4 separate regions of the Homo sapiens genome follow, and all the other regions are linked to region 4. A link is a loop called in an ENCODE intact Hi-C map of the cell type or tissue named here. Cell type or tissue: chondrocyte. All regions are shown on one strand.

Region 1 (8,000 bases), 370 kb before region 4:
ACAAATACAAATTCACCAAATTGAATAATAATTTTGTTTTTTTAAGAAACAATTATTAGATTGCTTTTAAAAAGATTAGAAATTCGGATTGGGTAGAAGAACACTGGGAGTAGATGCAATTAAATAAGTAACATTAAAGAAAAGTAAACATAATTTATTTTCAGAATTTTACACCTACACTACATAAACTATGATTTACGTATAAAAAATTAAGTAAGTAAAAGCAAAAGTACAGAACTGTGGGTCAACTATAATTACAATTATTATAAGATACAGTGACGTATGAAGAAAAGAACATGGATTATGGAATTAAAGATGAGTTTCTCATCCTTTTGAAATGTTCTTTCATGGTATTACCTTTATAATAACTAAAACTCAAAGAAGAAAAAGAGCCGAGAGTATCTTTTTGCTAAAATCAGAAAAAATCAAAACAATATTTCATCATATGTGAAAATTATATGGAATCCAAATTTTGGCATGCACAGAGCTTTACTGGAACACAGCCACGCTCATGCGATTTCCATAATGTCCCTGGCTGCTTTTGTGCCACGGCAGCAGAGCTGAGTAGTGGTGACAGAGACCATATGGCCCCACAGTCGAAAGCATACACTATCTAGCCCTCTGTGGAAAAAGTTTGCCAACTCCTGATCTAAAGTTCAGTGCCCAGGAAGGTACACAATGTTTCTGTCTACATTTGTGGCTGAACAAGTCTAAAAATTGAGTGGAAATATTTAGTACTTAAGCATAAAAATGATTTCATCTTCTATTTTGGTGTTTTTCACACTGAGTTCTGCGGAGTCCTACGGGTCAGGGTGACGTCTCTGTGTGAACTGTGTGGCCAAGGTTCTGAGATTCTTCTCCCTCCTCCCAAAAAGAGTCATTCTGCTTTTATCCTTGCAGATTGGGATACCACCTGCAATTTTATTTTAAAAACATTTTTCTTTTTCTTTTTCTTTTTCTTTTTTTTTTTTTTTTGAGATGGAGTCTCGCTCTGTCTCTCAGGGTGGAGTACGGTGGCGCGATCTTGGCTCGCTGCAACCTCTGCCTCCTGGGTTCAAGCAATTCTCTGCCTCAGTCTCCCGAGTAGCTGGGATTACAGGCACCTGCCACCATGCTTGGCTGATTTTTGTATTTTTTAGTAGAGATGGGGTTTCGCCATCTTGGCTAGGCTGGTCTTGAACTCCTGACCTTGTGATCCACCCGCCTTGGCCTCCCAAAGTGCTGGGATCACAGGCGTGAGCCACCACACCCGGCCTGAATAACATTTTTATTTCAAAAAAAAAAAAAAAGAATTTAAAACTCACTGTGACCTATTTTATCTATGAGAGATGACTGCAGTGTCAAGCAAGTTTCAAAGGCCATATATGAAAAGGAACCATTATGAACCTAAAACCACACAAAACCGGACTGAAAACCAATCAGCCCTATTTGCTGAGCACTATGTCGTGAAATGAAACATAGGCAGCCAACATGGTGTATGAGGACTTCAGTTTTCTCACAGAGCACTTTCCTCCACCACAGCTTAACCCCATGTGCACACGGCCCTGCTGTATACTTTATTAAATATATAAAATTACAGAGCAATTTGATTCACATTCCTGTATTATTGCCACACATCCATTTTCCTGGGGTTAGCGAAATCAAAAACTAAAGAAACTACAAACAGGGTGGCAGAGTACCTATAATTTATTTTTATAACTAATGAGCCATTAACAGGTACTTGAGGAGGTAATTAAAGGGAAATTGATAGGAGCTGACTGTGAGGCTTGAAGTTTTCATGTTTGCTTTTTTAGTAAAGCAATAGTCTTCTATACTCCATTCAAAGCATCTGAAAAATGAGTTTAGCCACGTCGTATGGAACTAGTAAACTGATATAGACTAGGTTCCATCTAAAAAAGCAGATCTAAGACATTCCTACAAAGACTGAGTTTTGCTGAATGCCTGGGGCAGCCAGTAAGAAGACTGGTCTCTTCAACACTCAAATCTGGAAAGGTGGTAAGAGCTACTAGGGAAATGAGGAATTACCTGTGTGATATTTTAATGAATATATGTGGCAATGAGCATGAAAGGATCAAGTGGCTTCATTATCCATCTAACTTTTCTTACAGGGATTATATGAGGAAATTCATTACTTAAGCCACACACTGGCAAGGACACAGCCCTTGCTGAAAGTAAGGCTGGTATTAATAATTCCACAGTCAAGTTTTTTTTTCCCATATAAATGACTCTTTCAAATTGTATGACTCTATGGGAAAATTAAATTCCCACCATAAGCATTTACCTTACCCACTATTTTCCAATATCTTGATTATGCAAAGCCAACTTAGTATTTGATTTCATCATTCATCCAATAAGAAATTCCTAAAATAAGAGTTGCTCTGTATAATCATCTGGCATGTATTTTGGAATGCCTTAATAAGCTGTGTATTTTTTTCTGTCTCTATTTTCTCAACTTCTTACCTATTCTAAAAAGTTGTTTTAAATGTTCAAAAATAGTGAGCAAGGCAACTTACAAATGAACCTCATTTTAAAATAAGAAGCAGGCTGAGCACAAGAGATGGAGGAAGAAATCGCACGCTACCAAGGGTTCTGATGATTTCATAATACTACGGCGTGGCACAGTGGCTCAAGCCTGTAATCCCAGAACTTTGGGAGGCCGAGGAGGGAGCATCTTTTGAGGTCAGGAATATAAGACCAGCCTGGGTAACAGTGCAAGTTCCTGTCTCTCTAAAAATAAAAAATAGTAATAATAATTAGCCTGGTATGGTGGCATGCACCTACAGTACTAGCCTGGTGTGGTGGCATGCACCTATAGTACTAGCTACCCAGGAAGCTAAGTCTCCAGTAAGCTATGATCACACCCCATACTCAAGCCTGAGCCACACAGCTAGAACCTGTCTATAAATAAATAAATAAATAAATAAATAAATAAATAAATAAATACTACGATGAAAACTGAACCGGGCGTGGTGACACACGCCTGTAATCCCAGCACGGGAGGTCGGGGCGGGCAGATCACTTGAGCCCAAGAATTTGAGACCAGCCTGGGCAACATGGTGAAACCCTATCTCTACTAAAAATACAAAAATTAGCCGGATGTAGTGGTGTGCACCTGTAATCCCAGCTACTCAGGAGGCTGAGGTGGGAGGATTGCTTGAGCCCAGGAGGCGGAGATTGCAGCGAGCTGAGATCCCGCCACAGCACTCCAGCCTGGGCAACAGAGTGAGACCCTGTCTCAAAAAAAATAACAGAATACAATGAGTGAAACTCTCTCCCGCAGATCCACAGTGTGCAGTGTCTCTAAGAACACACTAACCACATCACTGAACTTTTTTTGTAGTCAGACAAAAAGATTAAGACCAAGTCTCAAGCCACTGAAGAGGGGCTCTGGCAAGTCTGAAATATGCATATGAGCTAAGCTTCAGAGTATGAGAATTATGAGAATTTCCATCAAATCTGTTTCTTGTGTTATAATTATCCTACAAGGATTTCTAGGAGACCGAGGGGAAAGCATGGCAATTTTATGCAGTCAAAATACAGCAAATAACCACTGCCACACACTCACCCCACACACTTACACACAAACACAAACGTGCAGAAAACCTCTGGTTGCCATTAAGTGTGTCAGGAAAGCATCACCAGTTTATCTGCAGTGATGAAGGGGCTACGTCAGATGGCTTCTGCCATTCTTCGCTTGCCCCCTGGTGGCCAACCACCTAAAGAAGGGCTCAGAAATTACCGAGAGAATTCCTCCTTCAGAGAACAGGAATTGACTGTTACATGGACAAAGAAAAGACATTTGTAACAGAACACAGAATTGTACAAATGGGTTAAGAATCATTATTTTAAATAATCCATCCACTCTCAAAAATTCAGCTTTTCAGACACATTGTCTATTTGTAACAATAAGGTATTAGAACGTTCCAATCTAAATACAAAAGACTTGATTCCAAAAGTTACATTATCAATTTTGTTTTCACAACAAAGCGGAGAAAAACTACATGCTTACATTTTTTGGCATCCCTTTTCCCCTAGTTCTTGCCCCCACAACCAACACACACACACACACGCGCACACACACACAGAGTCCATGAAAAACAAAGAAATCCTTGCACGCTGAGTGTTCACAGACCACAGGCCTTTGTGTTACTCGAAGGCAACATTTTACAAAAGGAAGAACAAACAAAACCCTTAGAGCGTTGGCCAAAACTCGCTACAGACTCAGTATCAACAATATTTGTAAATCCGAAAGTTTATCATTTCATAATTGATGTTTAAAAGTTAAATGGATTCTTTACTCATGCAATCTGCACAACATTAGGTGCCACATCACCATATGTAACTTATGGGAACCAAAACAACTCACATATATTTCAAATTCTTTCCATTATTAATTAATAGAAATTATCAGAATGTCCGAAAAAGAACATGAAATGCAAAGTCAAGAGGACACAGTTCGCGTTCTGGCCTCATTCACTCACTCTATTACTTTGCCCTGTAGACTTGCACACAGTCACAGTAACTTTCTCAACTGCAAAATTAGGGACTCGCATGGAGAAATCCCCTCAGGTTTCCTGTAGTACTAATGCTGGTTGTTCTAAAAGGAACAGCGGATGAGCCACAACTTTCCATTTCCCTCGTTCATGGTGCCCTCAAGTGGTTCAGAGTAAAAATAAACTTTTGTTGTGTGTGTGTTTTAATTCTTGCCTATATGCAGGAGAACGTTAAAGTCAGTGGCACCCAAACTTTTCGGATCAGTGTGATGGTTAATTTTATTGCCAACTTGGCTAGGTCACGGTACCCACATATTTGATCTGACACCTAGATGTCTAGATGTCTCTGTGACTCTTTCAGATGACATTAACACTTAGCCAGTAGACTGTGAATAAAGCAAATTACCTTCCATGATATGGGTGACCCTCGTCCAATCAAAGGCCTTAAGAGAAAAAGACTGACTTCCTCCAAGGAAGAGGGAACTCTGCTAGCCAACTGCCTTTGGATTGGATCTGCAGCACCCACTCTTCCCTGGGTCTCCAACCTGGCCTGCTCTCTGTGTGTGTGTGTGTGTGTGTGCATGTGTACCTGTGTGTGTGTGTGTGCGCGCGCGCGTGCACGTGTACCTGTGTGTGTGTACACACATCTTACTGCATCTTATTGGTTCTCTTTCTCTGGCTAGCACAATCAGTGATTCTCAAATGCTTACCAGAAACTGCTCATATATACCTCTCTCCAAAGTGAAGACTTCTGCAAGAAATGAGACTCACTGGTGATGAGTGTGTAACCACGTGGAGGAGGTGGAGGCAGAACAAAGGCTTGAGAGCCACTTGTATATAACTAAACAAGGCACACTCTCCTCAACAGTCAGTCTCCACCCATCCACAATGGGTGCCCCAAGTGGGGGCTGCAGAGAGAGGCCAAAACCCCTGGAATGGGAAGCACAGTTTTGAGCAAGAGCATTACTGTGCTGCTTTAAGGACATGGGGACTCACACACTGGCGAGGCTGTGGCAAAACTCTCACAAAGTAATCGGCCATTTGTGATAAGCAACTTGATTTGCTCATATCTTTGATGTAGTAGCTTCATTTTTATGTAAATAACAGATTTATCAACAAAGATTTATATAGATATGTTCATCTCGATGTAATTTATAATAAATCTCAAAACTATCTAAAAGTAATGAAATAATAAATCAAGACACACCCATAAAAGTATTGTTTATGGTCATTAAAAATATTTGAAATATTTTATGTATTTATTTATTTAACAAATTTCATTTATTTAAATATTTCAATATATGTATTGAATTATTTAAGTATTTCAATATATGTATTGAATTATTTAAGTATTTCAATATATGTATTGAATTATTTAAGTTTTTCAATATATGTATTGAATTATTTAAGTATTTCAATATATGTATTGAATTATTTAAATATTTCAATAAATTAAATAATAAAAATAATAAATACTAAAAATCTAGTCAATATATTTATTGAAATATTTAAAGAGAAAAAAGGAGATAAATTTAACATATTTTTACCGTAAAAATTATCACTAAATACAAAAGCGGTGATTTTCTGTTTTAATTTTAATTTTCTGTATTTTTCTAACTAATCCACAATGAATATGTGCTATCTCAGAACTCAAGGTAAAATTTTCCTAAAAAAGTGAGTGCCACTGGAACAGACACCCACATCTGCACACCCACGTCCACAGCAGCATCATAGCCAAAAAGTGGAAACAACTCAAGGCTCCATCCACAGATGAACAGATAAACAAAATTTGGTATACACACACGATGGAGTATTTATTATTCAGCCTTGAAAAGGAATGAAATTTTAATATGTGCTACAACATGCGTGGAGGCCAGGTGCGGTGGCTCACATGTGTAATCCCAGCACTTTGGGAGGCTGAGGCAGGGGGATCACTTGAGGCCAGGAGTTCGAGACCAGCCTGGCCAACATGGTGAAACCTCATCTCCACCAAAAATACAAAAATTAGCCAGGCGTGGTGGTGCACGTCTGTAATCCCAGCTACGTGGGAGGCTGAGGCAGGAAAATTACTTGAACCCGAGAGGCAGAAGTTGCAGTGAGTCAAGATTGTGCCACTGCACTTCAGCCTGAGTGACAGAGAGAGACTCTATCTCAAAGAAAAAAAAAAAAGCACGGACTCTGAAAATAGCATGCTGAGTGAGATAAGCCAGATACAGAAGGACAAATACTGTATGATTCCACTTATAGGAAGTACCTAGAATAGGAAACTCCATAAGGCAGCAAGTAGAATAAAGGGTGCCAGGGGATGGGAGTTCTTATTTAATAGGTATAGATATTGGTGATGGTTACATGACATTGTGAATGTATTTAATGTTACTGAATTGTACACTTATGAATGATTTAAATGATCTATATGAAGGGTTATGTATATTTTTCCACAATTAAAAATAAAGGGAATGGCCTGGGATGCTCTTCCCCACTCCCCGAGAAAGCTCCAAGGATTCCCCCATTTCTGCTCCCAGAAGTCTTTCCTCCTGCTACTAATCTTCACTCACCAGCATAGATGTCAGTCTATGTGTTTATCCCCACTCTTGTACAGTGCTACGTGTATGAGTCCTAAGAAGCAGGGATGTGCTCTAATTAATCCTGTATAAGCAGCACACAGTACAATACTGGCACACAGTAGGAACTCAAAACACCGTCTTCCTGGAATTATTATATAAAAGACAGAAAAGACAATCCATTCCAAGGTGTACCAAACCTGTATAGTCAAATTAGAAGCAAATATTCCAGATGAATCTTAGTGTCCCTAAGTGAAGTTTTGTAGTTCCACTGAGCCAACTAGGAGATTTCCAATATCAGAGTGTCTAATAGTATCCCTGCTTTTTCACCTTCATGAGGCTGTCACGAGAAGTCACTGACCCTGCCACGAAATGGGAGACGGTGACTGCGATGGACACTGCTGATGCTCACTAATACCAGGTCACCCCTTCCCAGGACATGGAAGACTGCACTTCCCAGATCCCTTCCCATTGTATGGGGCCATGTGATGGGGTCTGGATAATGGCTGAGGCATCAAAAAGCCCCTGAGTCCCCTCACATTGTTCACATTCATAGAAAGTAGAGTCGTGCCCTAAGATTGCAGCAGCCTGGAGCATAGACTTTGCAGAAGAAGAAATGAGGCTTAATGTGTTAAGCCACTGAGACGTTATTTCAGCATAAAACAGCCTATGCTGCTAACGTAGTGACACTCCTTATGTTTATTTTTAGTGGTCCTCAGACCACTGTTGCTGCTGAAACCCGCTACACCACAACCATACCCATTGACTTGCAGAAGAGGATCTGCGGTGCAACCTCAGAGGATAAAGCAATCTCCACAAGCCAGGAGAAGGAGAGTCCAAACAACAAATACCAAAGTCAATGACTCTCACAATGGGCAAAGGATTTGAACAGACATTTCTCCAAAGGCTATGATAAACAGCCAAAAAGCACATGAAAAGACGTTCA
Region 2 (8,000 bases), 780 kb before region 4:
GCACAGGGGCAGTCATTTGGGGTCTCTGGGGTTTCATGAAATACAGCATCACATTTTGCAGCTCAAAGCCTCCTATTTATTGGGGACTCAGTGAAGAAAGCCAGAAGTGTGATGTTGCCTGGGTAGGAGAGCCCGGCCTGCAGCCTTCTGCTAGCAGCAGCAGGAAACTGCAGCCCTGAATCAGGGCCTTTGTTCTCCTGAAGCCTGCAGGGAGTAGGCCCTTCTGCTCACACTGCCCTTGGGCAGCAAGCGTGTGTCCCTGGGAGCCCATGGTGGCGGCCCCCTAGGTGCAGCAGGAGTTGGGCCTGGAGGCCTGGCTGGGGGCAGCTGGGGACAGCACTCATTGTTTCTGCCCCTGCTCCTCTCGCAGCAGTGAGGACTGGGCTCCCATCCAGCAAAAAGGGCTGGAAGCTTTCTGCAAGAAGCACCCAGGCTTGGTTGGTTGGTTGGTTTGAAATGTATCCATTATTTAATTAGGTTCTTTGCAAGAAATTGAGAACCGCAGTTGGTCAGGACACATTGCGTTTGTGAGTGAGAACACAGAATGAAGGTAGCCCTAGAGCTGAGGGACAGCTTTGGTTCGGGGCAGCATTTGTGAGTCCACAGCTTTCTGATCTGTCTCGCACTGCTGTGTAAGCCGCATTTCCTTCTCTGTGTGGAAGTGCTCACCTTCCTGGTGTCTGTGCGTGTGCAGCAGCCAGATGTGGGGGATTTTCACACTGCTCATCGCAACTTTGATGGAGGTGCTGATGACACATTTCCAGTATGTTCCACACAGAGGAACTCAGTTGAGAAGCAGAGGTCTAATTACTGCTCAGCTCAGGAAAACCACCCTCTGGACTCCGTGGCGCCCAGTGAGGATGATGGGAGCAGTCCCGGGGGAGTGAGGCTGCCTGCAGCCTTCCCACGTTCTGACTGAAGGGTTTTGTTTTGTTTGCCAGGGCTCCATGATTCCAAGGCGCATCTTGAGTAGGCACATAGGTAGGCATTTCCGGAAGTTTTACCATCCAGGCACCTCCATTCTTATCATCCTCTGCTGGTTTTGTGACAGTAGCAAGAACCATTTTTTTTTTTTTTCCAAATCTGGATTTAGCGGCTGAATGCTTCCTCTTGTACATGGCTTTTCTGGACTACAAGCAGGTCAGGAATATCTGCCCATACCCCTGATGGGACAGGGTTTCTGCTACAGAGGGGCTTCCCCATCCTGGGCTCTTTGGGTTTGAGATTACCCTTCTTAATCTTGCCACTGGCATGAGCCTTCTTGGCTACAGGTTTCTTTCCTTAGCTTCCCGCTGCTCAATTTTTCACTCATCATCTTGCGACACGGGAAAGCGTTGGGTCTTGTTTTGATGCAACTCACTACGGAATAGATGCAGAGGCAGAGGCAAAAGTATCAGTGTTTTATCAATTGCTTGAAAGGCTACAAATAGATTCACAGAATGTGTAGTGCTGGAGGAGACAAACATACAACACAAGAAAGATATTCAGCCTGCAAATATACTTAATGCCTGGCCAGTGTCAGGGAGAATGGCAGGACCAGCTCCTCTCAATATGGGAAGGAGTACTGAGGAACAAGACCCTGGTGTGTCCGGAATTGGTGGGTTCTTGGTCTCACTGACTTCAAGAATGAAGCCACAGATCCTCGTGGTGAGTGTGAGAGTTTACTTAAAGATGGTGTGTTGGGAGTTTGTTCCTTCTGCTGTTCGGACATGTTCAAAGTTTCTTCCTTCTGGTGGGTTCGTGGTCTCGCTGCTTCAGGACTGAAGCTATATACCTTCACGGTGAGTGTTACAACTCTTAAGACGGTGCGCCTGTAGTCATTCATTCCTCCCATCCGCAGTCGTTCATTCCTCCCAGTGGGTCTGTGGTCTTGCTGGCCTCAAGGGTGAAGCGGCAGGTCTAGGAAGTGACGGTTACAGCTCATAATGGCAGTGCAGGCCCAATGAGTAAACAGCAGCAAAATTTATTGCAAAGAGCAAAAGAACAAAGCTTCCACAGACCGGAAAAAGACCTGAGCAGGTTACCACTGCTGGTTGGGGCAGCCTGCTTTTATTCCCTTATCTGGCCCCACCCACATCCTGCTGATTGGTCCATTTTACAGAGAGCTGATTGGTCTGTTTTACAGAGAACTGATTGGTCCCTTTTGACAGGGTGCTGATTGGTGTGTTTACAATCCCTGAGCCAGACACAGAGTGCTGATTGGTGCATTTACAATCCTCTAGCTAGACATAAAAGTTCTCCAAGTCCTCACCAGATTATCTAGACACAGAACACTGATTGGTGCATTTACAAACCTTTAGCTAGACACAGGGTGCTGATTGGTGTGTTTACAAACCTTAAGCTAGAAACAGAGTGCTGATTGGTGTGTTCACAAACCTTTAGCTAGACATAAAAGTTCTCCAAGTCCCCACCCCACTCAGGAGCCCAGCTGGCTTCGCCTAGTGGGTCCCGTGCCAGGGCCGTGGGCGGAGCTGCCCACCAGACCCGCACACGGCGCCTGCACTCCTCAGCCCATGGGTGGTCAATGGGACCCGGTGCCCCTGAGCAGGGGGCGGTGCCGGTCAGGGAGGCTCGGGCGGTGCAGGAGCACATCACGGCGGGGGTGGGCCGCTCGGGCATGGCGGGCTGCAGGTTCCAAGCCCTGCTCTGCGGGGAGGCGGCTGAGGCCCTGTGAGAATTCGAGTGTGGCACGGGCGGGCCGGCAGTGCTAGGGAACCTGGTGCCCCCTCCGCAGCTGCTGGCCTAGGTGCTAAGCCCCTCACTGCTGGGGCTGGCAGTGCCAGCCTGTCACTCTGAGTAAAGGGCCGCCAAGCCCATGCCTACCTGGAACTTGCACTGGCCCGCGGGCACCGCGCGCAGCCCCGGTTCCCGCCCGGGCCTCTCCCTCCACACCTCCCTGCCAGCAGAGGGAGCTGGCTCCAGCCTCGGCCAGCCCAGAGAGGGACTCCCACAGTGCAGCGGCAGGCTGAAGGGCTCCTCAGGCGTTGCCAGAGCAGACTACCAGGCTGAAGAGGCGCTGAGAGAGAGCGAGGGCCACCAGCACCTTGTCACCTCTCACTGGGATCCACGTTCTAGAGTCTGAATCTCAGTTGGATGTGAGACTTCTGAGCTCATGGTACAAACGAGGCTTACTGGCAGGTCACTTCTGATTAGGAAGAGTGACTTCAACGTCTGTCAGTATTTCCGTTTCCTCCAGAAGAGCAAATACAGCATAAAGTTTCCTATTGCTGTTCTTAGAAATGTATCAGAAATTGAGCAGCTCAAAACAACACAAATGTATTATCTTACACTCTGGGTTGTCACAAGTCTGAAACGGGTCTCCCAGGACTGAAGTAAAAGTGTTGGCAGGGCTGGGTTTCTTTCTGGGGGCTCTAGGGGAGAATCCTTTTCCTTGACCCCTCCAGCTGCCCACGTGCCTTGGCTTGTGATCCTCTCCCTTTCCCACCAGACAGCACCAGACAGCAGCAGCTGTGCAAGCTCTTCCAGTTCTTTTCATGACACATTGCTCTGACCTCCTCTTCTCCTTCCCTCTTCCACATTCAGGGCCCTTGTGATTCCCCTGGATGGACCCCAATAATCCAGGATAATCCTATGGCAACTTTAATTCCATCTGCTACTTTAATTCTCCCTTTTCATGGAACCTACTTCATCTACAGGCTCTAGGGATAGGACGTGAACACTTTTGAGGGGCCATAATTGTTTTAGGAGTTATTAAGAAATTATTTTAGGCAGAGAGGAAGAGGGGTCCTTGGGAAGTTTTTTTTTTTTCCTTTTAAAGCAGCTCCAGAAACATTTCTTGTCTAGCAGGAAAGCCCCAACTCTTAGTATGGGAGTTGGGGGGCAAGCTTTGATACACAAATGCCAGCTGTTAGAAACTGGGTCCACCCAAACATGGCAATTCCCACTGTCTTCTTCTTGCCCCCTATGTGCCTGGCAACATGGCCGCCCCCACATATACCTACGTGTGTAGAACATCAGGGGGCCCTGCATTTGCATATCAAAGGACTAGGATGGGAAGGCCAGTTTTTTCCACTGGGCTATGTGAATGACATGCCTAGTGAAACCAATCCCTGAGCCCTATGCAAATCAGACACCGCCTCCTCCAGCCTCCTCATATAACTGGGGGTTTTCCACCACACCCAGGGTTCCCTCTTTCGGCTTGGAGATCCCTCCATCTGTCTCTGTACAGGGGGAGCCTCTTCCTTCTTTCTTGCCTATTAAATTCTCCACTCCTTAAAACCACTCCACATGTGTCCGCGTCGTTTTATTCAAACTGGCGCGAGACTAAGGACCCTGGTGTTCCTCCAGTCATGGGAGCCATATCGTTACGTCTACCACGGGGCAGCTCCAGTTTGTCAGGATACCTTTGACATTTATGGTCTCAACAGCTGAAGTCCATGTCTTCAGCTATCTGGGAGTGACAATGAAGGTGCATGATTTGTCATTGCTCGCCGTTTTACTTCTAAACGCTTGTGCCAAAGCCAGTAAGGTACTAGCGAGTAAGCCTCCCAGTTGTGACGTCTCAACACCTTGCCAACCTCCCAGTTGTAACGTCTCAACACCTCGTTGCTGATCTCATTTAGTGATACTCAGATTAGTTCTCACAGTAACCCTTTGAAATTGACATAATCCTTCCCAGATTCATAATGAGGGGACTTATGAAATTATATGCTACAGTGATACCTCCAAATTCAAGGACTCTTTCTATATTCCCTGCAAAGGTGTAAAGGTTTTATGTCCTTAGTGACTCCAGTCCCTTGCAGGGTTCTTTTTTTTTTTTAATCTTTGGCCACTAGAGGGAGACAGCTCTTTGAAGAACTGAGGCCATTTTGCACGTTTGTGGGTATAGATGGAGGAAAACACTGTGTTTAACAACAGTATCCAGGCTGGGCACGGTGGCTCACGCCTGTAATCCCAGTACTTTGGGAGGCCGAGGAGGGCGGATCACCTGAGGTCAGGGGTTCGAGACCAGCCTGACCAACATGGAGAAACCCTGTCTCTATTAAAAATACAAAAAATTAGCCGGGCTTGGTGGCGCATGACTGTAATCCCCACTACTCGGGAGGCTGAGGCAGGAGATTTGCTTGAACCCGGGAGGCAGAGGTGGCGGTGAATCGAGATCGCGCCATTGAACTCCAGCCTGGGCAACAAGAGTGAAACTCCGTCTCAAAAAAAAAAAAAATTGGTATTCAGGGCTGACCTAACAGGTCGAAAATGAAGGGGATCATGCCTGCCCTTGTGCTCCGTGCAGACCTCAATGGACAATTTTCCCCAGCATCTTCAGGGCTCATACTTCCATAGTAACAAGTGCCATTCAGACCAAGGTCTTTTTTTTTTTTTTTTAACCCAGCCATCGACGCTGTAACATTTTAAACAATCTTCTCTATCTTTGAAGCCTACTTCGTGGAAAGAAAGGCCAATAAGTGATCAGAACTGACACTATGTAAAAACATAGAATCTCCAAAATTCGAAGTCTCTAAGTGCTGCATGTAGGATCTAAAACGGTGGGCATTGCTTACCTAGACAAGGCGTGTTCAAACCAAATGTCATCTAAGATTGCTCCAAACTGGGAATGAGGATTCATTTTCTCTGTTAGAGAGTTCTGGGTTCCCGGTCACCAGATATGCTCCTGACACCTCAGAGTGTACAATATGCGACTTCTGTACTAAAGAGGTTGCTTCCAATGAGGTAAAATGTCTAATATGGTAATCATGTGCGTCTAATTAAGGCTGTATGCACAAAAATCAGCCACGATGCCAAATAGCCAACTTAGGAACACAGGGACCACAGAGAGAACTCAGTAAGGATGACGTGGAATGACTTTAGTTTAATGCTGCGTATGACAGATCTTTATGTTATTATTAGAAAAGTAATTATATACTTACCTTTTAATGTTGATTTAAAACTTAATTAGCTATGACCAGAGGATATTGGTTGTATGATACCAATTTTGAAATTTGTTATTTTATGGTCTATTTTTCATAGCTATTCCATGTATACTTGGAAAAAATATGAATTATCTGTGCATTTGGTGCAATGTTCAGTATCTATCCATAAGATTATTCCTGTTGATTATGCTGTTAAAATATGCATCTTCAATGATTTTGAACTATCAATTACTTGGAGAGGTGTTCTGAAATCTCGTCTTTTCATTACGGCTTCTCCTTATCTCTAGTTATGATTTTTCCTTAAACTCTATTTTGCCAGATGTTCATATAGCCATGCCTGTTGACTTTTGTTTAGAATCTATATGCTGTGGCTTTTCCTACCTTTTTATTTTCAATGTTACCAACATAGCCTTACATTTTAAACAATACTTATAAGTGGCATATAGTTGCATTTAAAAAAATTTTAATTTGGGGTACATAGTAGGTACATAAGTTTATGAGGTACATGAGGTATTCATCGCATCAGGGTAACTGAGGTACCCATTGTCTCAAGCATTTGTCATTTCTTGTGTTAAAAACAATCCAATTATACCTTTTAAGTTATTTATAAGACTGTAGTCAACCCTTGTGCTATCAAATACTAGATCTTATTCATTCTAACTACATATAGTTGCATTTAAAATATCCAATTCCGTAATCTTTGTCTTCAAAAGGGTGGATTTAGTCCTAGCATTGGTTATAAGTAATAATACATCTGCATTTATTTCTCTCATCATGTTTTGCCCTTACTATTGTTCAATCTTTTCTATTTTTTTTCTTTCCTTTTTGTCTTATTTTGGATTGATTATTTTTGCTCACTTTCTTCTTTTTCCTACTACCTTTAAGTTATACATTTACTTACAAAATTTAATGTAAAGTTTTCAATTGAGAAAACAATGACTAGGTCTTTTTCAATTTATATGCAATTATTGTAGTGTATTTTATTTCAATTTTTGATTCCATGGAACCTTATTATTAATATTGTTTTAACTGATATTTCTTTTGATTTGGTAGCATATTTAACATTTTTTAAAATTTCTTTTTGCATCTTAAACTTCCTAACTGGGCTAACTTGGCTCATGCCTAAAGCACATCCTTTAGAATTTCTTTTTAATGAGGATCTATGAGGCAAACTCTTTCAGTCTGTTTAAAAATACTTTTTCCAGGGCCTACTTGAGGGTGGAGGGTGGGTGAAGGGAGAGGATTGAAAAGCTACCTATCGGGTACTGTGCTTATTACCTACGTGATGAAATAATCTGTACAACAAACCCCTGTGGCACGCAATTTACCTTTAGATCAAACCTGCACATTTACCCCGAAACGAAAGATTAAAAAAAAAAAAAAAACTTTTATTTTGTTCTAATCTTCAAAGTTATTTTCCCTGAGCACACAATTCTAGGTTCATAATTATTTTTTATTTAGCACCTTGAAGATATTGCTCCATTGCCTTCTGGCTTCCCTTGTTGCTATTGAGTAATAATTTGTTATGTTAACTTTTGGTCCTGCTGAGTAATCTCTTATTTCACTATGTCTGCTTTTACAATTTTTCTTTTTGTCTTTGATGTTCTGCAATTTCACTGTGATCTGCCTGGATGAGTATTACTTTTCATTTCTCCTGTTTGGAATGTATTGAGCTTCCTGAATTAGACAGTTGTCCTTCATCCTTTCTGGGAAATTCTTAGCTTTCATCTCTTTGTATATTACTTTACTACTTTCTCCTCTACATTAGCAATTTTGCTTAAATGTTTGTTAGATGTTGTCAGTCTATCCTCCAAGTTTCCCAACCTTTCTTTCATATTTTCTTTCTCTTTGTCTGTCTGTACTATATTCTGCATAATTTTCTCAGACCTATCTTCCAGTTTATTAATGCCTTATTTAGCTTTGTGTTTATTGTGTTTATTTTACTTTTCAGTTTTGGAATTTTTATTTTTAAAGTATATGCTTCAGCTTTAAACAGTTTTTTTTTAACCACTTACTCATATTTTTACCTGCTCTTTTATTTCTTAAGCATATCAAATATATGTATTTTATATTGTAGGAGAGCAAAAATGGCTTCCCTCCAGCCTTGTAGGT
Region 3 (8,000 bases), 130 kb before region 4:
TTATTATCGCCATTTAACGGACGAGGAAACTGTGATTCATGGAGATTACTTAAGGCACCCAAGTCACACAGCTCCTAAGTCATGGTGCTTGAGTTCATACCTAAGCCCTTTGGCTCTGAAATATATTTGGCTGGGTGCAGTGGCTCATGCCTGTAATCCCAGCACTTTGGGAGGCCGAGGTGGGTGGATCATGAGGTCAGGAGTTCGAGACCAGCCTGAGCACCATAGTGAAACCTCGTCTCTACTAAAAATACAAAAATTGAACTGGCGTGGCGGTGGGTGCCTGTAATCCCAGCTACTCAGGAGGCTGAGGCAGGAGAATCGCTTGAACCTGGGAGGCGGAGCTTGCAGTGAGCCGAGATCACGCCTCTGCACTCCAGCCTGGGCAACAGAGCAAGACTCCATCTCAAAAAAATAAAAAAATAAAAATAATAATAATACGTATATATTTATATATTTTATATATATATGTCCTTTGTCTCAGATTTCTGCAACAAAGCTCTTAAAACCCTTGGAATTTCCTGAACGATAGGAGTGGCTTTTGTCTGTGTTAAAAAGTCCCTTTCTAGAACCTTTAAGTTGTGCTAATGACGTGACTTAGGGTGGGGCCCCTAAATAGCCTTAGGATGGGATTGGTAACCAGAAACACCAAGTGATTAGAAGGTTGTAACTTTCATCCCCACTCACTGGAAAACAGCTCTCTGAAGACCCTTGAACAAGAGTTGATGAACTTCCAGGTTGCTGAGCTCATGGAGGTGCTGGGATGGTGGCCTGCCCCAGAGGGCGTGGAAGCTCCATGCACCCCCACCCCATACCTTGACCTATGCATCTCTTCTGTCTGGCTGTTTCTGAGTTGTACCCTTTATAATAAAGCAGTAAACATAAGTAAAGAGTTTCCCTGAATTCTGTGAGCTGTTCTACCAAATTGTCAAAACTGAAGACGGGATCCTGGGAATCCCTGAGTTACAGCTGGCAACATGGTGAAACCCCGTGCCTACTAAAAATACAAAACTTACCTGGACATCGTGGCACACGGCTGTAGTCCCAGCTACTAGGGAGGTTGAGGCACGAGAATCACTTGAACCCAGGAGGCGGAGGCTGCAGTGAGCCGAGATCACACCACTGCACTCCAGCCTGGGCAACAGAGTGAGACCCTGTCTCAAAAAAAAAAAAAAGCAGAAATTTATTGAAAACAAAAGTACAGTCTACAGTGTGGGAGCGGGCCGGAGCATAGAGGCTCAAGAGTCCTGTTACAGAATTTTCTGGGGTTTAAATACCCTCGAGAGGTTTCCATTGGTTACTTACTGTATGCCCTTTGCAAATGAAGGGGATGAAGTAAAGTTATAAAGTCATTTACTCGGTGTACGCCCTATGTAAATGAAGAGGACATTTCCTATCCTACTGAAGTGTTTCCGTTTGATTTAGTTGTAGGAAATCCTTAGGTTCCCTGCCTCATTGGGACAAAAGAAAGATCAAAGGAAACAGAAAAAGAGTCAGAGATAAAATAACTCTAGGAGCAGCGGCTCACACCCGTCATCCCAGCAGTTTGGGAGGCCGAGGCAGGTGGATCACCTGAGGTCGGGAGTTCGAGACCAGCCTGACCGACATGGAGAAACCCCATCTCTACTAAAGATACAAAATTAGCCGGCATGGTGGCACATGCCTGTAGTCCCAGCTACTTGGAAGGCTGAGGCAGAAGAATCGCTTGAACCTCGAAGGCAGAGGTTGTGGTGAGCTGAGATCAAGCCATTGCACTCCAGCCTGGGCAACAAGAGTGAAACCCTGTTTCAAAAAAAAAAAAAAAAAGAACTCTGCCACCACTGTGTCAGAGAAACCACAAGAACAATACATGTCAGGCAGCAGATGCTTTCCAGACTTCAAGACGAAGAAGGTCCACGTGAATGTCTTACTGGACTTTGGGGATCTTTTTTTTTTTCTTTTTTTTGAGATGGAGTCTCACTCTGTTGCCAGGCTGGAGTGCAGTGGTGCGATCTCGGCTCACTGCAGTCTCCACCTCCTGGGTTCAAGGGATTCCTCTGCCTCAGCCTCCCAAGTAGCTAGGACTACAGGCAAGCACCACCACGCCAGCTAATTTTTTGTATTTTAGTAGAGACAGAGTTTCACCATGTTGGCCAGGATGGTCTTGATCTGACCTCATGATCTGCCCACCTAGGCCTCCCAAAGTGCTGGGATTACCGGCGTGAGCCACCAAGCCCGGCGGGGAATTTGGGGATCTTTAACGGCCTTTCAGGAATACAGGTACTGAAGGGGACCAAAGTCAGGATCCAGAGTATGGAGGATTTAAGTGAGAACCGGCAGTAGGGAAGCAGAGACGGCAATTATGGAAAACTTGTCTTTTAGAAATTTTGCTGTAAATGATGGAAACAATTAGCAAAGCATAAAGTCTTTGTATGTTTGCTCATATGAATAGGAAAAACATAGTAGGTGCTCAGTGAATTCACAAATGAATAAAGATAATAACTAACATTTATTTCGTGCTTTCTGGGTGTCAGGTATTAGCCTGAGCACTTAAAGTGATTTAACTCATTTATTATTTCCAACAATCCTATATGAAGTAGTGTTATCGCCAGCATCCCATTTATACTAAGGAAACTAAGGCACAGAAGGTTTAGGTCACGTGCCCAAGTTTGTTTTCAAGGTTCATACTACTGCCTTTAATGATAGGTTTGAAGATCAGAGACAAAACTTTTAAAGGGTTTTATTTTTTAAAATAAATCTATAGTAAATTACATTAATCTTCATTAATGATTTCATCTATTTTCCAAGGAATGGTTATGACAATGAAAACAGGAATAAACCCATGCAGATTTATGAGATTAAAGAGTATCTTTTTTTTTTTAATTTTTTGAGACAGGGTCTCTCTTTGTCACCCAGGCTGGAGTGCAGTGAAGTGATCTTGGCTCACTGCAGTCTCCACCTCTGGGTTCAAGTGATTCTCCTGCCTCAGCTTCCCATGTAGCTGGGATTGCAGGCATGCGCCACTGTGCCTGGCTACTTTTTGTATTTTTTTTTTGAGGCAGGGTCTCACTGTGTTGCCCAGGGTGGAGTGCAGTGTCATAATCTCGGCTCACTGAAACCTCTGCTTCCCGGTTTCAAGTGATTCTTGTGCCTCAACCGCCCAAGTAACTGAGATTACAGGCTCATGCCACCACACCCAGCTAATTTTTGTATTTTTAGTAAAGATGGGGTTTTGCCATCTTGGCCAAACTGGTCCTGACTTTGAGTGATCTGCCTGCCTCGGCCTCCCAAAGTGCTGGGATTACAGGCATGAACCACTGTGCCCAGCTAAAGAGCATTATTAAAACAACTCTCTTCCTCCCCTGTGTATCCACAGCACCCAGCCCCATGTACTATGTGCATAATGGGATCATAAATATTTGTTGAAGAATAAATCAATAACTCCAAGCCATAAATTATTATTATCAGATTGGTAATATTTATTAATGTGAACATAATTTTTAATGATGATAAAAAGACACAGTGAAAGAAAAAGTAGCTATTTTAGAAAAGTGTATTCCATATCCTCTTTAGTTTTTCATATAAAGATTGCTTCTTTTATAAAACTTTCAAGCCCCAATTAAGTTTCTTTCCTTTTCCTCTCCTTGAGAGTTCTTAGAAAAAAAAAAATAGAGTTCTTAGGGGTTTTGTTGTTGTTGGTTTGGTTTTCTGTGGTAGTTTTTTGTTTTAATGATCTATGTTGCTGAAACAGCAGAGGGAGCTAAAATGAATGAGCTGAGGTTGCTGCCGTCATCATCAATGCTTCCAACGCACAAGGATTTGAAAACCAGACACATCACCTTTCCATTCCACCTGAAACATGATTTGAACAGAGAGTAGGGGGGCACCCCTCACCTAGAAGGTAAGAGGGTCATAGTACTTAAGATTAGGGGATAGACCTGAAACACTGCGTTCACGTGTTGAGAAAGCCTAACTCATCCAAGAACACATTCCAGAGGAGGCCGGAGGGATCAGCGACTCTGGCTACTAGGCCTGCAAATCCACATACTAAGTCTCAGCCCTCTGGAAGAGAAGTCAGGCCCAGAGGCCTCTGTAGAGTGACATGTCACCTCCAGCAGATGCAGGCCTTTTTGGAAATGGTCAAGTTGGGAAGAGAGTTCTTTGACTACAGCAGATCTCTTTTAACTGCCACACATAATCCATTTCCATGTCATGTAAATTTGGGAGTAAATTTACCTATTTGTCCCATCTGTTTTATTATTATTATTATTATTATTATTATTGTTATTTTTTGAGACAGAGTCTTGCTTTGTCGCCCAGGCTGGAGTGCAGTGGCATGATCTCAGCTCACTGCAATCTCCACCTCCCGGGTTCAAGCAATTCTCCTGCCTCAGCCTGCCAAGTTGCCACCATGCCCAGCTAATTTTTTGTATTTTCAGTAGAAATGGGGTTTTGCTGTGTTGGCCAGGCTGGTTTTGAACTCCTGACGTCAGGTGATCCACCCACCTCAGCCTCCCAAAGTGCTAGGATTACAGACGTGAGCCACCGCGCCCCGCCTATTATATATTTTTGTGTTGGTTAAAGAGGAGGTTGAAATTATGTTTTATGTCATTCACTTTAAGAAACAATATGACTGTATGATATGTTTTAGAGGGATTTCCTTCAAAATTGATAAAAATTAACATGTCAGAGCTTAAAATAAGCTTCAGCTATTTGGAGAATTATGGTGTGTGCACCATCTCATCTCTGATGATGATGCTGAATCAATGAGATGTGGCTCTCTGCTTACTAGTCTTACTTCTCTACTTACTAGTTCATATCCCTGTCTCCTAAAAGGAACATGACCAAAGTCACACAGTGAGTCTCTGGTGGAGTAGGTGCTAGATCTTCAGTGTTTTGATTTTCCATTGACTGCTCCAGACACTAAACAATCCAGGAGTGTACCTGAGCCTTTTCGTCTGCTCCATCTGAGAGTTATCAGCATTCTGTGTCAGTGCATGGCTGCAATGCAGAAGGTGGCAGTGCATTCACTCTTATTAATATGCTGAAAATATTTGCTTCCTGACATCTGTCATTTTGCATAACTGTGAACACAAACCATAGACACCATCTGGGATGTCAGGGCAAAGGGAAGTGTGGCTGTTTGAAATTCCTTTCCAATTTAATTTCACAGTTTTAAAGAGCCCTGTTTTTCTTCCATGATAATTATAGGGAAAATAATTAACTATTATCCTCTGAGTGATAAAATTACTACAAATTAAGAAACAGTTATGAATATAATTTACAAATAATTATGTGATAGCAGTATGAAAGTGCAAGACTAATGGAACAAAATTAATTAAAGCTATTGAGAGATAATCTTTTCTATTTATTTGTTTTGGTTCCTCGAGGGCAGACTGTCCCAAAATGACTTACAACAGCTACAATTATAATTCAGAGGGATATCTGAAGAATGTGCTCACAAGTGTGTATGGTAAATATGTTGGGTTTCATTGCCAGTGGCACACAGCTAGAAGTCTCAGCAGGACCTCCAGAGAAACAGAGCTGTCTTAATACAAAGTGTTAAAACAATTGAAATGAACATGAAGCATAGGTGTGAATATGATGATATTCATTCACTAGACCAGTAGTTCCTTGTTGGGAGTTTTTGATTTTTGAGACAGAGTCGCACTCTGTTGCCCAGGCTGGAGTGCAGTGGTGCAATCTTAGCTCACTGCAATCTCTGCCTCCCAGGTTCAAGTGATTCTCCTGCCTCAGCCTCCAAAGTAGCTAGCACTATAGGCACGAACCACCATGCCCAGCTAATCTTTTGTATTTTAGTAGAGGCAGGGTTTCACCATGTTGGCCAGGCTGATCTTGAATTCCTGACCTCAAGTGATCCACCCGCCTCAGCCTCCCAAGGGGTTGGGATTATAGTCATGAGCTACCATACCCAGCCACCTTACTGGGAGTTGATGTCAGCAAAAATAGCGAAGTGAGGACCTCTGAAAATTCTTTCTTCCATAGAAAGCAATGAGAAAATGGCAAAAATGGTCAGAATCAACTTTTCTCAGAACTCTGAAAATTAAAGTCTTGTCACAATCCAGGGAGAATTTACTCAAGAAAAATGGCTGAATCTTGGTAAGAACAACTAGCTTTATGGCATTTTCACTCGCCCCATCTCCATTCCCTTTTCTCTGACTTTATGTTAGCCTTGAAAACAGCCTCCCAATCACAGTGAAAACCAGCAGCTTGGCAGCCACCAGAGGGGGCAAAATGGGCTAGGGTTCTTCAAGGCCTTATTCCTTGAGAATTGTCATTATTTCACCTGTTGCGTAGTTCCCTGAGAGACCCTACTAACAAGACTGTCTTTGTTTGACCTGACTCTGAGCTCACCTGGTACCAAAGCCTTTCCTTGGGGACATTTGTCAAAAACACTTAAAAGACATTGTTTAACTTTGCAGCCTCCCAAAGCAGTGGATAACAGTTGGGGCAAATAATAGACTAGCCAAAAAATTTAAAAGGAAAAGCTGGAGAGTGGGATGTCCATGGGGCTTTGAAAAGCTCCTGCATATTCCTGGGAATCTACAAGGCCACATTGGGCTGTGTGCATGCCCAGCATTGTCTGCATGCTCAAGAAAGACCTGAGAAGGCCCTGAGCTCTGACCTCTGCTGACCTTGAACCTCTGCACAGTGAGGAAGTGAAAGCTAAGATAGAGTTGTCAGCTGCCTGGCTGAGTCCTAAAGGTGTGCCCAATGTACACAGATGGCCCACTGGCAAAGACCAAGAGGCTTATTGGTTCCAGGTGTTTAAGGAAATCTCTCTGTAATCATTAGCTGACTACTAAGCTGACTACTAAGCAGGAATTTCAGTGGCTACACACAACAAAGAACACAAAGAATTCATTCAGAGAAGTCACTGAACAAACAAAAATACACACAAAAGCAGTAATAGCAAACTCTGGGGAATGGGGAGAATCTGATTTTGAGAATTGCCATACTGTATTATTTGAAATGTAGTTTTCAACAAACATTGTGAGACATGCTATCTTAGTCCATGTTGTCATTGTTTGCTGCTATAACAGAATATTTGAGACTAGGTGACTAATAATGAACAGAAATGTATTTGGCTAATGGTTTTAGAGGCTGGGAGGTCCAAGAGCATGGTGCTAGCATCTGGTAAGGGACTTTATACTGTGTCATCCTGTGGTGGAAGGCAGAAGGGCAAGAGAGAGTGAGAATAAGAGAGCAAGAGGGGGCCAAACTCACTTTTATAACAAACCCACTTTCATAATAACTGACCCATTCCTGTTACAATGATGTTAATCCATTCATGAGGGCAAAGTCATATGACCTAATCACTTCTTAAAGTTCCCACCTCTCAACACTGTTGCATGGGAGATTAAGTTTCCAACACATAAATTTTGGGGGACACATTCAAACCATAGCACATGCCAAGAAACAAGAAATTATGACCCATGTGCAGGAAGGAAGCAATCAATGAAACTGTCCCACAGTAAGCCCAGATGTTTAAATTACTAAAAACACTTTAAGTCAGCTATTTAAAATATGCCTTCAAAAACTAAAGGAAACTATGTCTAAAGAACTAAAGGAAAGTATAAGAGTGATGTCTCACTAAATAGAGAATATCAATAGATATAAATTACTTTTTTAAAAGAAGCAAATAGAAATTCTGGAGGTAAAATTTACAATAACTAAAATGAAAAAGCCATTAGATTGTTTCAACAGCAAATTTGAGACAGAAGGAAGAATCACCAAACTGAAGATTGGTTAGTTGAGATTATCCAGTCTAAGAAACAGAAAAAAGAATGAAGAAAAATGAAAAGAACTTCAGTGATATGTAGAACACCATCAAGCATACCAACATATACATAATAGGAATCCCAGAAGGTAAGGAGAGAGAGAAAGGGGAGTAATAATTATTTGAAGACATATGGCTGAAAACTTCCCAAATCTGGTGAAAAACATTTATTTATGTATGTATTTAAGAAGCTTAATGAACCCTAAGTAGAATAAACTCA
Region 4 (8,000 bases):
GAGTGCAGTGGCATAATCTCAGCTCACTGCAACCTCTGCCTCCCAGGTTCAAGGGATTCTCCTGCCTCAGTCTCCTGAGCAGCTGGGATTACAGGTGCGGGCCACCACACCTGGCTAATTTTTTGTATTTTTAGTAGAGACAGGGTTTCACTGTGTTAGCCAGGTGGTCTCCATCTCCTGACCTCATGATCCGCCTGCCTTGGCCTCCCAAAGTGCTGGGATTACAGGTGAGAGCCACCGCACCTGGCCTGTTTTTAAATTAAGAAGATTCAGGCAAATTGTTTTTGTGTTCCAACAGTAAACAAGCTGATGCAAAAGAAATGACTATTACCAAAATGGATAATCTTTTCTTACATTTTTCCTCATCCTCAGTAGTATTAAATATTCACTATATTATAAATTGCTCAGGCCAATGCCATCTAATTTTAATGTTACCGTTCGTTGCTCCTGGAAACCGACAAAGAAATCAAATCAGAATTTACAAAGACCATGAAAACGAATCATACTCACAAGTGAGACAATATATGATCATGAAAGCTGTGGGAAGAGTGTGCATCATTCAAAGCAGAGAATGGAAAGAAAGGCTGTGCTGGGTTATGGTATATTTATCTGGTTGGTACATGAAAATCTTCACTGAAGAGAATACTAAAAGGCCAAATTTTAAATGGCCAAAGCCAGGGAGCAAATTACTGCCAAACTTAGCAAAAGGGTTTTCAGCCAGTGTTGCCCTTAATGGGGTCTCAGACCACCTCCATCAGAATCACCGTCGGCACTTACTAGAAGTGCATGTTTCTGGACCTCAGCCTAGACCTAACCTGAAATCTCCAAAAATGAGGCCCCGGAACCTACGTTTTAAACAAGTTCTTTCCGGGCCTGGCATGGTGGCTCATGCCTGTAATCCCAGCACTTTGGGAGGCTGAGGCAGGAAGATTGCTTAAGCCCGGGAGTTCGAGACCAGCCCAGGCAACATGGTGAAACCCCATCTCTACAAAAAAAATCCAAAGATTAGCCATGTGTGGTGTGCACCTGTAGTGCTAGCTACTCAGGAGGCTGAGGTGGGAGATTCGTTTGAGCCCAGAAAGCGGCTGCACTCCAGCCTGGGTGACAGAAGGAGACTCTGTCTCAAAAACAAACAAGCAAACTGAGTTCCCTGTGACTCTGTCTCAAAAACAAACAAGCAAACTGAGTTCCCTGTGATTCTTTCACCAAGTGGAGAGCCATGGACGTAGTCTCTGAGCCCCCACCAGTTACTGAAAGAAGTATAGTCACCTTGTAGTCCAACAATTTTTATCTTTCTTAGTGACTAATTGTTGACAAATATTTTCCTTCAAAATTTGCATTCTTGAAATAATCAGGCATGTAAAAATCCTTCTAAAATATTCAATTTGAAATTTGTATTAATGAAATGCTTTCTACCATATTATATGACAGATTTGCAGATAGGAATCTGATACCAAATTCAGCTGAAAAAATCTTCTTCATAAAATGCTAAGACATTCAAACCATTTACTAATCTGTCAGGAAGGCATTTGAAATACAGACAACATGACGTGATTTGCTTCACAGTGAGCTGATAGTTGTTAAGCTGGGTGATGATTATATGAGGATTTGATGTATTATATTATATATGTATATTTGATATACTCCATAATTTCAAAGTTAAAAAAAAAAGCTGCCCACCCAAATGCTTTTAAAGACTCTCTCATTAAGATATGTAATGTACCTGGTATTTGTTATTACTCCCTTTGTTTTGCTAGTGAGTAGGTATTTTGCATTTGTAGTAGAGACAGAGTTTCACCATGTTAGCCAGGCTGGTCTCGAACTCCTGACCTCAAATGATCCGCCCACCTCGGCCTCCCAAAGTGCTGGGATTACAGGCGTGAAAATTAAGAAATTAAGCATATACTAACTGAACGTTTATTGTAATTGTAAAACTCAGTTAAGCCAAATGGCATTTAAAAGCCCCAGGGAATGTTGACAATTGATAAGATATTTGTTATTATTATTATTTTGAAACAGGGTCTTACTCCTTCTCCCAGGCCAGAGTGCAGTGGTGTCATCATGGTTCACTGTAGCCTCCATCTCTTGGGCTCAGGCAATCCTCCCTCCTCAGTCTCCTGAGTAGTTGGGACCACAGGTACGTGCCACTGCACCCAGCTAATTTATCTATTTATTTATTTTATGTATTCTTTATTTTCTGTTTATTGTTGGTACACCCTTGTAGAACACCGGCTAATTAAAAAAAGCTTTTTTTTTTTTTTTTTTTTTTTTTTTTTTGTAGAGATAGGGTCCCACTAGGTTGCCTAGGCTGGTCTCAAACTCCTGGGCTCACACAAGCCTCCTAGGTCAGCCTCCCAAAGTGCTAATCCCAAAGTGAGATTACAGGTGTGAGCCACTGCACCTGGCCAAGATTTTTTTTTTTTTTTGAGACAAGAGTCTCGCTCTATTGCCTAGGCTGGAGTGCAGTGGCTTGATCTCAGCTCACTGCAACCTCCACCTTTCGGGTTCAAGCGATTCTCCTGCCTCAGCCTCCCGAGTAGCTGTGATTACAGGCATGTGCCACTATGCCCAGCTAATTTTTGCATTTTTAGTAGAGACAGAGGTTCACCATGTTGGCCACGCTGGTCTCGAACTCCTGATCTCAAATGATCCGCCCTCCTTGGCCTCCCAAAGTGCTGGGATTACAGGCGTGAGCCACCACACCCTGCCCCAAGATTATTCTTATTCTTATCATTATTATTATTTTTTGAGACGGAGTCTTGCACTGTCACCCGGGCTGGAGTGCAGTAGTGTGATCTCAGCTCACTGCAACCTCTGCCTTCCGGGTTCAAGCAATTCTCCTGCCTTAGCCTCCCAAGTAGCTGGGATTATAGGTGTATACTAAGAAAGTCTTACAGTGTCCATCAACAGATGAGTGGATAAACAAAATGTGGTATGTACATAAAAAGGAATATTAATCAGTCTTAAAGAGGAAGGCAGTTTGGGAGGCCGAGGCGGGCGGATCACCTGAGGTCAGGTGTTCAAGACCAACCTGGCCAACATGGTGAAACCCTGTGTCTACTAAAAATACAAAAATTAGGTGGGCATGGTGGCAGGCACCTATAATCCCAGCTACTCGGGAGGCTGAGGCAGGAGAATCGCTTAAACCCGGGAGGCGGAGGTTGCAGTGAGCTGAGATCGTGCCACTGCACTCCAGCCTGGGCGACAGAGCCAGGATCCATCTCAAAAAAAATAAATAAATAAAAGAGGAGAGAAAGTCAGTTACATGCTATAACATGGATAAACCCTGAAGATATTATGCTAAGGAAAATAAGCCAGTCACAAAAGGACACCTATTGTATGATTCCACTTATTTGGGGGACATAAAGTAGCCAAATTCATAGAGTGCAGAATGATGGTCACCAGGGTGGACAGGGAAGGATGCAATTAGAAGTTATTGTTTAATGGGCCAAGAGCCTTAGCTTGGGAAGATAAAAAGTTCCGGAGATGGATGGTGGTGATGGTTGCACAACAATTTGAATGTATGTAACGCTGCTGAATTATATACTTAAAATGGTAACTTTTGTTATGTATATTTTACCACAATTAAAAAAAATATTGAGTGCCTGTTATGTACTAGTCAGTGTTGAAAAAGACAGTCAGGTGCCTGAGCTCATGGAGCTTCCATTCTGGTGAAGGAAATAGACAATAAGTGAGATAATTATGAAGGAAATAAAGGGGTGATTTCACGACATAGTAACTAGAGAAGGGGATATTTACTCTAGATAGTGGTGTTGGAGATGAGATTTAAGGGATAGGAATGAGCCTCTAAAGGCATTGCAGTTAAAGGATGCAGCAAGGATAAAAGTCCCGAGGAAGGGAAAGACTGTCTGAGGAAGAGAAAAGAGGCCAGGAGGTTGAAGAAGCAGACACACGGCCTGGAATCTTTTGTTGTGCAAAGAAGAGAAGATGGTGGGGTAGATCAAGGGGTTGACAAACTTTTTCTGTAAAGGACCAGATGATAAGTAATTTAGGTTTTTCAGGCCAAGAGAAAAAAAAAGAAGGAAAAATGAAATTTCCATAATGACATTGGTAGGAAAAAAGTCTGACATAGTGTCTATAATTTTGAGAGAGGAGTGGCCAGTAGTGACAATTTTTTGTTCCACTTAGGAAATGATCAGAGGCTCACCTGAACTATTATCCATCCAAAAGTGGGATTCAAAGAAGGAAGAGGGCCTAGAAATGAGAAAGAAGCGAAAAATATGTTTGTTGAAAGGTCAACATGGGTGTTTGGAAGAGGTAATGCTAATGAGGTATTCGTAAAATTGGAGGTAGGCAACTTTGCTTTTGATACCCGTTATCACCATTCCATTGCCCCAGTAAATGTAAATTCCTTAAGTGTTTGGCACATACGATACGACGTCCAATAGATACTTGTTGAATAAGGTAACTTTTTCCTTCTTTTTGATTATTCCCTGAGAAATAAGTGTCCTGGTGCTGCCCCCTGGTGGCTAAAGGATCCCTTCATTGGGAGCCCAAACCCTCCTTGGCAATGCCGTGGGCTGGGAACCATGGCTCTGTTTGACTGTATAGTTCCCCTTCCTCACAAAGGATATTAAGGATGTTAAAGGGTATCAGTGGTATAGATAAGAGAAATACGTTTTTCTTTCTTTTAAATTCTATATTTGATTTTTAAAAACTTTATCCAAGTGGGCGTGAAAGTCTTAATAAAAATGCCTACGAATAAAAGGGTTACATGGACATGTGCAAGAGTAGTTCCTCCTATTTAAAACAAACAATTCCCTTTTAGCCAAACTTCCTTTTTACAAAACCGCTATATTTAGCTTTCCTTTCTTGAGATGAATCTTTCCTTTCCATAAAATTTTGAAACAAAATAAGTAACTGGCTTAAGCCAAAATTGGGATTTAATTTTTTATTTTATTTTATTTATCTATTTAGGGACGGAGTTTGGCTCTTGTTTCTCAGGCTGGAGTGCAGTGGCGCGATCTCGGCTCACTGCAACCTCCGCCTGCTGGGTTCAGGCAATTCTCCTGCCTCAGCCTCCCGAGTAGCTGGGATTACAGGCATGCGCCACTATGCCCGGCTAATTTTGTATTTTTAGCACAGACAGGGTTTCACCATGTTAGTCAGGCTAGTCTCCCACCTACAAAATTATTGTTTCTTGATCTTTTTTGTAGGCCTGTTTAGGCGTAAAATATTACTTTTGAAATTAACAATAAAGAGTAAAATTTGCCTCTTTAAGTGGATACCTGTGCTTATTTTTGGTAGCACAAATACTGGATCCTGGGATGAATTTGGACTAAGCACCTGCAGATTTCCTTTTCAATTGAAATGAGAATTTCTGTCTGTGTTCTTCATGCTTGTTATACTGGAAAAAGTTTGCTTACGTAAGTAAGAAATTGAACATTGTAACAAAATTTTCATTTTAGGCATACGAATAGCAGGATACTCTTCTTTCACAGAAATCCAGAACTCGCCTAGGGAGAGATCAGTGAATCTCATCTTGAATGTACTATCAGACTGCAGTTTACAAAGTTCTTTCTCTCCTCTCAAAGTCAAGTTCTCAAGCTGAGTAGGTTTAAAGGAAAAGTCCCTCCGCTGGTCATTGGTGTTGAAATGGAGAGAAAACGCCCTTTCATTTTGTCCTGAAGTTCTTCCAGAAGGTTTTCAATAAGATGTGAGACTTACTGATGTCTTTCCTTGCTCATAGGGCCAAACGACATTGGAAGCATTTTAAGATTTTTTCAGCATGATTTTTTCAAAAATTCAGTTTCCTTTTAAATCCAAGAATCTCATTACTTGGAGTCAACACGTTTTCTCCTGGGGCCTGCAAGATACTTGTTCAACTAGTTTATGTGATAAAGTATTTGCTAAGTAGGCTAGTTTCTGCTGACATTCTTTATCTTCAAAGCACTAAGAAAAATCTGGCTTTCCATTTTCTTGAAAGTCCTCCTGCAAGTCACCTTTCAGCTCGAACTCTTCCTTTGTTAAGCCACCTGGTTTCTCTGTACTGGGAGATTCATGTACCTTTGTCCAGGTTTTCTTAGTTTTTAAAGCGTACTCAAGTGAACTGGGCTTTTTAAAATGTAGTTTCTCATGTTTGAGAATCACTCAGAACTTTGGTCACTTCACCTCCAAGAGTTTTTTACTTCAATACCTTTCTATAAAGAAAGTAGTGTGTTGTGACTTTGTCAGAATTTTCTTTCTTTACAAGAGGTGAAAATTCTTTTTTTTTTTTTTTTTTTTTTTGAGATGGAGTCTTGCTCTGTCACCCAGGCTGGAGTGCAGTGGTGTAATCTCATCTCACTGCACCTTCTGCCTCCCAGGTTCAAGTGATTCTCCTTCCTTAGCCTCCAGAGTAGCTGAGATTACAGGCGCCCGTCACCACGCCCAGCTAATTTTTGTATTTTTAGTAAAGACAGGTTTTCACCATGTTGGTCAGGCTGGTTTCAAACTCCTGACTTAGGTGATCTGCCCGCCTTGGCCTCCCAAAGTGCTAGGATTATAGACGTGAGCCACCACACCCAGCCAAGAGGTGAAAATTCTTATGGAACCATCCATGCGTGGGACCCTATGGTCCAGATTGTGAGCATGGTTCCTCCAAGACAGAGCTTTTGTTTCCAGGTAGGAAGACAGAACCTTAAATGTGTCTTGGCCTTGAGGTGAATTTTTACAGCAGGAAGGTTTCTTGAGATTCATCATTACTTACAGATCTTCCCAGTGCTACCCAGTGATATTTATTGGTAACGTCTGTTGACTCATCAACCTGAATAAGGAAGCTATTGTTTTCCAGTTCATTACGCAAAATTCTTCAGCATCACAGGAAAGGAATATAAACTTTTTCCTCTGCTCCTTTAGGTTCATTGTCTGGGGCACTGAAGATTAGACTGATGAAAGACAGATTAACAGGAGAAAAGACATACAAATTTTATTTGATCTTAATCTTTATATATAAGGGCCTTCCTGGAAAAGAAGTGAAGAGCCAAATAAGCAGATAGATCTGAGAGCTTATATACCATCTTCAACAAAGAGCAATAAATTGTGGAAAAGTGACAAGACAAAGGACTTTTTTTTAAGAGAGATGGGGTCTTGCTATGTTGCCCAGGTTGGCCTGGAACTCCTGGCTTCAAGCAATCCTCCCACCTCAGTCCTGAGTAGTTGTGACTACAGGTATAGCCACCACACCAGCAGGAAAAGGGTTTTAAGCTTCTAGGGGCTGCCCTCTGTGGGATCATAGACATATGGGGAAAGTAATGGAAGATAAGGGTTAATTTAGTAAGGTTGGTTTGTGCAGGTCCATCTTGGTGCCAACTTTCTGTTTTCTTCATGGTCATAAAATGTCCCTGGGAGAGGAGATTTATGGCAGTTCTCATTTCTCAGGCATTTCTGCTTTTAGTCAGATAGGGAAAGCCCCAGGAAGGTTCTCTTTGCATCTGCTAATTCTCAAATGCCTTCAGCTCAAAATAATTCATATGCCACAGTGGCATATTTTGGGGTAGCATATTCCAATCCTCTTCCACATCATGTGACATGTCATCACTATGTTGAGCTATACTGTTGAAAGTGGAACCTTGTCAACTTCTTATACTGCATCTTATCTTGTCGTTTTACTCACTGTAATTTTACATGCTGGCCTAATGAGATTCTCACCAATGGTGTGACTTTTCCTTTTTTGAGCAATTAGTCCAGCTAGTAAATAAGTTGCTGTAAGCCTTTCCACTGAATGTGATTATCTTTTCTTTTCATTCTTTCTTTCTTTCTTTTTTTTTCTTGCGAGAGCTTTCCCTGTTTGGAATTTCCAATAGTCATTTAAAAAACATCAGCACTTTTACTATTAAATGGCTGTGATTTGTAGGTAGGTTCTTTTCCAATTTTTTGGAGCCACTGCTGTATTTGTAAGATGACACTCAACATATAACAGACTAGGCCAACTTGAATTACCAGACCACCTAAAACTCATCAACAAGTAACTTTGATTGTTACTTTTTGGTGCATCCTTA

The links. A loop is a pair of places that touch in the nucleus more often than their neighbours do. Peaks named below come from ENCODE experiments on the same cell type or tissue, not always from the same donor. Only the 100,000 strongest peaks of a DNase experiment are listed, where the experiment ranks them.
Region 1: it touches region 4 in a loop (2.6-fold over the local background); 12 of 110 quality-filtered maps call a loop at or near these places.
Region 2: it touches region 4 in a loop (6-fold over the local background); 4 of 110 quality-filtered maps call a loop at or near these places.
Region 3: it touches region 4 in a loop (6-fold over the local background); 80 of 110 quality-filtered maps call a loop at or near these places.

The regions. Positions count from the first base shown.
Region 1 is chr4:183,836,123-183,844,122 of GRCh38, reverse strand. It overlaps a transcript of STOX2 not described here. Among named protein-coding and RNA genes, the nearest start is that of STOX2, 65 kb to the left of the region's middle. In chondrocyte, CTCF peaks have their summits at 3,495, 3,700 (motif pointing left) and 4,662 (motif pointing left); no DNase peak of the experiment used is centred here.
Region 2 is chr4:184,247,824-184,255,823 of GRCh38, reverse strand. It overlaps the pseudogene RPL6P16. Among named protein-coding and RNA genes, the nearest start is that of ENPP6, 34 kb to the right of the region's middle. In chondrocyte, CTCF peaks have their summits at 4,584 and 4,785 (motif pointing right); a DNase peak (open chromatin) is centred at 2,706.
Region 3 is chr4:183,598,606-183,606,605 of GRCh38, reverse strand. No RefSeq gene overlaps it. Among named protein-coding and RNA genes, the nearest start is that of RWDD4, 57 kb to the left of the region's middle. RefSeq lists an enhancer at 6,721-6,780. In chondrocyte, CTCF peaks have their summits at 3,515, 3,717 (motif pointing right) and 6,218 (motif pointing right); no DNase peak of the experiment used is centred here.
Region 4 is chr4:183,468,901-183,476,900 of GRCh38, reverse strand. It overlaps LOC124900823 (a long non-coding RNA gene), which reads right to left and starts at 4,402. Exons shown (of 2, transcript XR_007058411.1): 1 at 4,169-4,402. In chondrocyte, CTCF peaks have their summits at 4,250 and 4,486 (motif pointing left); no DNase peak of the experiment used is centred here.